Linked DNA regions of Homo sapiens: region 1 is linked to region 2. Evidence: chromatin contacts called from ENCODE POLR2A ChIA-PET data. All regions are on one chromosome and are shown on one strand. The core of a region is the stretch at or near the end of the contact, and the rest is flanking DNA. Distances in the headings are between cores, read along the strand shown. Region 1 overlaps LOC101928277 (a long non-coding RNA gene). Region 2 has its middle 85 kb from the start of LINC03002.

Region 1 (3,307 bases), core at 193-2,692, 94 kb before region 2:
AAATACAAGTCCTTTTAGAAAATGTAAACTAGTGAATGAAAAGCAAATTAGACAAAGCAAATGTCTGAAAAGTAATATTGCAACATTTTCATCTATTTGATTTCAAATGTTTTGAAATGCCTGGTTTATTTTTGCACAAAGAGTCCTGCTTCAGTCCCAGTGCAGTTTTTTGGAACTGAATTTTGAGTGATGAGATTAGTATTTGCCAGGCGAATATGATGCAGCTAAGCAGTCTGATGTCAGTGAGTGGTGACTTTCAGAAGGCATAGCAGTTGGCTAGGGCCAACTCAGTTGACCCTGAGCCAGAATGGGCATTTTATAGAAACTGGTGGATAAGCTGTATCTCAGCTCCTAACTACTTTGCTGTACTGCGGAGTAGTGCCTCCACCTTATCTCTAAATTGCTGAATAAGATGCATATAATCCAGCAAGGCTAAACAAATAAAAAGCTCAGAACATCCAGGCAAAAGGAAACAAGAGTAGGAGGCAAAATGGAACCACAAATGAATGGGTTCACAAAACATGGAGTGAAGATTTATTTCTTCTGGTACTTGTTTAGCATCAATGTTGTGTGACCTTGGGTTAGTGTGTGTGTGCCCTGACCACTCAGGCTGTAAGCATCTCAAGAGCAAGGCTTCTGGCATTGGCTTCTTTCAAGTTCGTGTCTTGTTCAGAGCTTTACTTGTAGCCTGTGCCGCTTATATGTTTGCTAGTATTGACTGGTGATGGTTGAGTTTCTTCTCTTCCACAGGGTTCTACCTTGGAACTCCCAATATTGCAGCATCAATAAACGTATCAGCAATTATTTCCGGAGCTGTTGTTTTGGATTACAGAGCATCTCAGGTTATTTGCATTTAAGCAAATTTGGAGTGATTTTGTTGAATAATTTCTATTTTTAGATTTTTCACTCCAACAGCTGGGTGTTGGCTAGAAAGTCACATGTTACTAAAAGTGTTTGTGTAGAAGAAAAACGTCTATTGGCCACGAGGTGTTGTAGAAGAAATTCCTTCCCTGGAGGAGAGAATGGCTAGTTGACTAGATGTTCCTTTTAAACTACTCCATCATATTTTACCCTTGGCAATGAATTTGCAATGGAAGCTCTAAAACCTATTCTTATATTTGGGATTTCTTTAATTCCAAAGAAAAGAATATAAATAAATACTTCATAGGTGGCTTTAAAGTTTCTGCTCTGCCCGGGCGCAGTGGCTCACGCCTGTAATCTCAGCACTTTGGGAGGCTGAGATGGGCGGATCACCTGAGGTCAGGAGTTCGAGACCAACCCGGCCAACATGGCGAAACCCTGTCTCTACTAAAAATACAAAAATTAGCTGGGCGTGCTGATAGGCGCCTGTAATCCCAGCTACTCGGGAGGCTGAGGCAGGAGAATTGCTTGAATCCAGGAGGAGGAAGTTGCAGAGAGCAGAGATTGCGCCACTGCACTCCAGCCTGGGTGACAGAGCGAGATTCTGTCTCAAAAAAGAAACAAACAAATAAATAAATTAATTAATTAAATAAAGTTTCTGCTGTGGACTTTTTTAGGGGATATTTTTCAGTAGGAGGATTATACAGGACTGACAGGCCACTGGCTGTATCATCAACTGATTTGGGGATTTGTTGTCAACTCTGCAAAAGAAGGTTAAAAAAAAAAAGAGAAAAAAATTGAAACTTTCTCTTTGGCTTTTTTCCTGATAGCTCTGGTGAAAAGTTTAAGAGGGAAGAAGCCATAGATACTAACTAAAATAAAGTTCTGGTAATATTTTTATCCAGGCATGCTGTGCTACTTTGTTAACATAGTTAAGAGATAATCCATTTTAGTATAAATCAATAATGAATAATTAATTCCATTGTATATCCAAATAAAGGAGGAAACATTTCTAAATAAAATGGATAGTTCGGCTTGCAAATATGACATGGATATAAATTTTATGGTATCTTAACCTGTATTTTGAATTTCTTTCTTATTTGTATCTGATATTCTCCAGAGGACTAATTTAAACTGAAGAACAGGTCTCATCTGGAAGAATAAATGGAAAAGCACCTTCTGAAAAAAGAAAGTAATGTAGGAGGAGAGGAAGAACTTTCTACATATGAAATTGTATTTTAAAGCTATTTTATTTATTTATTTATTTATTTATTTATTTATTATTATTTTGAGACAGAGTCTCGCTCTGTCGCCCAGGCTGGAGTGCAGTAGCACAATCTCAGCTCACTGCAACCTCCACCTCCCAGGTTCAATCAATTCTCCTGCCTCAGCCTCCCTAGTAGCTGGGATTACAGGCACCCACCACCACGCCCAGCTAAGTTTTGTATTTTTTTTAGTAGAGACAGGGTTTCACCATGTTGGCCAGGCTGGTAACTCCTGACCCCAGGTGATCCACTCTCCTCAGCCTCCCAAAGTGCTGGGATTACAAATGTGAGTCACCTAAATCAGTGTGGTGCTGACAGGAGTATAGACTGCTCAGTGAATCAAGATGTCCCAGAAATAGATCATAGTATAAAAGATTATATAGTATATATCAAGGTGATACCACAAATCACATTGGAAAGAGAATATCCAGTAAATGATGTCAGAAAAATTGGTTATTTATTTGAATAAAAACCTCACTAGATTTCCATTTAATACCATATACCAAAATAAATCAAGATGGGTAAAATAGTTATACACTAAAAAGAAATCATGAAGCAACTGACAGAAAAGATAGGTTCTTATTTATTTGATCTTGTTATGAAATAAGATTTGTAAGAAAAGAAACCCCAAAGGGAAGGTTGTTACATTTGACAATGTAAATTTAAGAAAATTCAGAAACTTTAGAAACTTTATATGTTTATTAAAAAATATGAATTGGGCCCCGCGCAGTGGCTCACGCCTGTAATCTCAGCACTTTGGGAGGCCGAGTCGGGCGGATCACCTGAGCTCAGGAGTTCGAGACCAGCCTGCTCAACATGGTGAAACCCGGTCTCTACTAAACATACAAAAAATTAGCCGGGTGTGGTGGCAGGCTCCTGTAATCCCAGCTACTTGAAAGGCTGAGGCAGGAGAATCGCTTGAACCCGGAAAGTGGAACTTGCAGTGAGCTGAGATCGTGCCACTGCACTCCAGCCTGGGTGACAAAAGTAAAACTCTGTCTCAAAAAAAAAAAAAAAACAAAAGAAAAATATGTGATTTTTTTTTTTTTTTTTTTTGAGACATAGTCTTGCTCTGTCACCCAGGCTGGAGTGCAATGATGTGATCTCGGCTCACTGCAACCTCTGCCTCCTGGGTTCAAGTGATTCTCATGCCTCAGCCTCCCGAGTAGCTGGGACTATAG
Region 2 (3,568 bases), core at 486-2,985:
GAGCCAGGCACGTGGTTGGGAAGTTAATTGTCAGTGAATACAACTCTGTGTTCAAGGTCACAGAAAGGTCTCCCGCCATGGCTTTATAAGATCACCATTAACCTCAGGAATGGGCTGGTAGCATTACAGACCAAAGAAAGAAAAGCAAACTGCTTAGGATTTAGGCCTGAGGTTCTGTGAAACACCTAAAGACCCATGGGAATGGAGAGCCCTCCTGGGGCATTTCCTGCAGAGGGACAGACAGGAGAGAACATGAAAAAAAAAAAATAATCTCCGGGTGGAAAATTAATTCAGACTTCATGAAAGGTTCACATTGTTGGAAGTGATGACTCTTGCTTGCTGTTCTCTTTTGAGTCCATGCCTAGGATTTTAAGTGATTCTTGACTTTGGCTTCTGGCACACACACAGCAAAGCAGCAAATGCTCTTTACCCCCAGGATGGATCTTTCCCACACGTTGTGCTGCCATATGTGGGCACACCCACCTGAAGCTCTGGTGGTTTTCCCTGGAAAAACACAGAGGGTTTCAAACTTCTGTGGCCTTACTTGGCCCATCCCCTGGGTAGGGCTGTGAGCTTCTCAAGACAAAATAACTTCTATCTTTAGGAAGCTCATCTAAAAGAGGCAAAGCTGCTTTATTTATAGGCTGATCATTAGGGCCATAATTGGATCAGGACTGTCTGCCAGTCACCCTCAGATATTTGCAGCATGTTTTTCTCCAAGTGTGCCTCTTTTCATTATCCAGATCAGAGGCATAATAAGAGAAGGAAGTTAAGTTGTGGAGTTAAGTTTTTAATTTCCCTACAGTTTCTCGGTTTTCTGCACATTATACCTAGAGGTGACTTGCCATAGGTGTATTTTAGCACTGGGTAGGACACACAGTGTTTGCAAAAACAAAAAGAAAGAAAAGAACAGCATTTTGTGCTGGAAATAAGGTACAATCATTCTTTCCTATCTTGCTATTGCTTCTGAGTATATTCAGGTAAATTTAAGGAATCTCAGGATTATCTGTTGTGGTTGTTTTATTTCATTCTGTTTTAATTTGGGGTTTCTTCATTTCAGTTTGTGGTTATTTTTGTTTATTGTTTATTTCATATGTATGTTTTTACTTGGAGGAACCACTGTGGACCCGGATACTTTAGAATAAGTGGTGTGTGTTGGAAGAAAGTAAAACTGAGAAACGATGACCTAGGTTCTGTCCTAGCCCCAGCTGTCAAGCAGCATGATCTCGGGCGAGTCACGTAACTTTTCCATTTATAAAAGGTTTGGCGCCATATCAGCGATTCCCCTGCATGGCTGCCCATCACAATCACCTAAGGAGTGTTTTAGAATAGAGTGTCTGCCACAAAGGAGCATGGGGGAACATTTCCAGATGATGAAACTGTTCTGCATCTTGTTATAGTGGTGGTTACATGACTTGTACGTGATGTCAAAATCTGACAACTGTACACTAAAGAGAGTGAACTTTACTGTAGGCATATTATCTTAATTTTAAATTAAAAAAATTTAAATCTCTTGAATATTGATATAGTGAAAAAATTGCCCAGGCCACCCCAAACCAACTGCCTACTGAACGCTATCTGTCCTTTCGACCATCTCCATAGTTGTGAACGTAATAGAAACTGACTCAGACATTCTAAGTTGCCACGATCCTAGGTTCAGCTGCTGTTTGTCTGTTGTGGCCATGAAGTCAAGAGTAACCGAGGTGCAGGACAGCACTGTGGGCACCTGCGGTTAGAGCATGTCTGGACAGGCTACTTAAATCACAGGGAAATTGGAGGGGGAAATGTGGCTGAGCTCTGGGTTAAATACTCAAGTGAAGCATCCATTATGGTCAGTGAGCAGAAAGTGTAGGCACAGCCAAGTACTGATCACATATAAGAAACCAGTGTATAGAAAGAAGATGTTGTGGCTGGGTGTGGTGGTTCATGCCTGTAATGCCAGCACTTTGGGAGGCCCAGGCAGGCAGATCACGAGGTCAGGAGTTCGAGATCAGCCTGGCCAAGATGATGAAACCCTGTCTCTACTAAAAATACAAAAATTAACCGGGTATGGTGGCGTGTGCCTGTAGTTCCAGCTACTTAGGAGGCTGAGGCAGAAGAATCGCTTGAACCAGGGAGGTAGAGGTGGCAGTGAGCCGAGATCTTGCCACTGCACTCCAGCCTGGGTGACAGAGTGAAACTCGGTCAAAAAGAAGAAAGATAGCAAGGAAGAAAAAGAGAGAGAGAGAAAAAGAAAGAGAAAGAAAAGGAAGGAAAGAAAGGGAGGGAGGAAGGAAGGAAGGAAGGAAGAAAGAGAAAGAAGATGTTGTCTGTTAATAAAAGCTATTGATTTTGGTTTGGGGCATTAAAAAGAAAGAAACATTCTGTGGGGTGAGTTGGACACCAGTCACAAGACAGCAGGTGTCTGGCAGACACAGGCTCACTGATGTGAACTGTGTGGATTTTAAGAGAGAAGAGAACATGCTCTTAGGGCTGACAGGTATTTTGGGGCCCAGCATTAACCTCTGAGAGGATTTCCCCCTAACATTAAAAAAAAAGATATATGAGACCTTCCGAATCAAAAGTGTTTCCTGACGATATTCATGCTATACTGGACTCCTAATAGAAAATAAGGAGCTTTAAGAATAATAGCTTTAAGAAAAGCTAAACAATATTTAGCTTTGTTTTAAAGTTCATGGAAGAATGTAGTAGGTATGTTTTGGGGGTGTCACATTCAAAGCATGCTTCCTTAGGAGCATCCCTCACTAACAGACCCTTCTGATGAGAGCTTGGGTGACAATATTGCTCTAGCATAGCCACCATCCTCCCTGGCTACAGCTGATGGAACCATGGCAGGCACCAATGTGAGCTTTATTGAGAATACCATAAACCAGGACTGTTCTCTGGGGGAGCTAGAATGCAAGGTTGCCTAGGGAGTAGATTGCCTTTGTGTCCTGCAAAGCCAAAGCTATGGGCCAACTCGAATTAGAAGAAGTAACTATAAGCAGTGACAACAGCAGCAGCCACAATTGATAATGCTAGTTGCTGCAACTTCTGACATGCTTCCTGTGTGCCAAGCACTGGACTAATCCTATCAGGTGGGCAATAGCGCTATCTTCATTAGAAAATGAGGAAACCAGGTCTTAGATGCGATCACTTTCCTAAGGTCACACAGCTGGTAAGTGGCAGAGCAGCTAAGGCAATTCTCGAGCTCGTTTATGAAATATCTGCAGGCATTATTCTGTCTCCCAGGAAGCTCAGGAAGCAGAGGCAGTGAGGAGAATGGAAGGGATGTGCGAGAGAAGCAGAAATACAAGACACAATGGTGCAGAGAGAGGGGGCAGAGGAGCAGCCCCATTTCTGAGACCTTCTGAGGTTCCAGCTCCAATTTGCATGTGATTCTGCTGAGCTTGGTGGGCGGTCTTTTATCTTATGTAATCCTCTTTCTCCTTCTCTCTGTCTTTGTTTGAATTAATTTCAGTGGATTTCTGTTCCTTGAAATCAAAGACTATTAAACTAGAATGAAGAGGCATCTAAAGGGTAAGGGAGGTGGTGGTTGGGGGGACATTTCTTATAGAGAGGTAAGGGC

Evidence for each region. ChIA-PET counts read pairs that join two places held with the same protein, here RNA polymerase II (POLR2A).
Region 1: POLR2A ChIA-PET joins it to region 2 with 16 read pairs in naive thymus-derived CD4-positive, alpha-beta T cell. The contact joins two enhancer-like sites. POLR2A ChIA-PET finds 5 or more read pairs at or near these places in 2 of 52 experiments (activated CD4-positive, alpha-beta T cell and naive thymus-derived CD4-positive, alpha-beta T cell).

The regions. Positions count from the first base shown.
Region 1 is chr6:134,716,991-134,720,297 of GRCh38, reverse strand. The region is part of intron 3 of LOC101928277 (a long non-coding RNA gene); the gene reads left to right. Among named protein-coding and RNA genes, the nearest start is that of LINC03002, 180 kb to the right of the region's middle. Within about 2 kb of position 1,442, at least 3 of the 41 ENCODE cell types and tissues checked have a DNase peak (open chromatin) inside an H3K27ac peak, as active enhancers do.
Region 2 is chr6:134,623,103-134,626,670 of GRCh38, reverse strand. No RefSeq gene overlaps it. Among named protein-coding and RNA genes, the nearest start is that of LINC03002, 85 kb to the right of the region's middle. Within about 2 kb of position 1,735, at least 2 of the 41 ENCODE cell types and tissues checked have a DNase peak (open chromatin) inside an H3K27ac peak, as active enhancers do.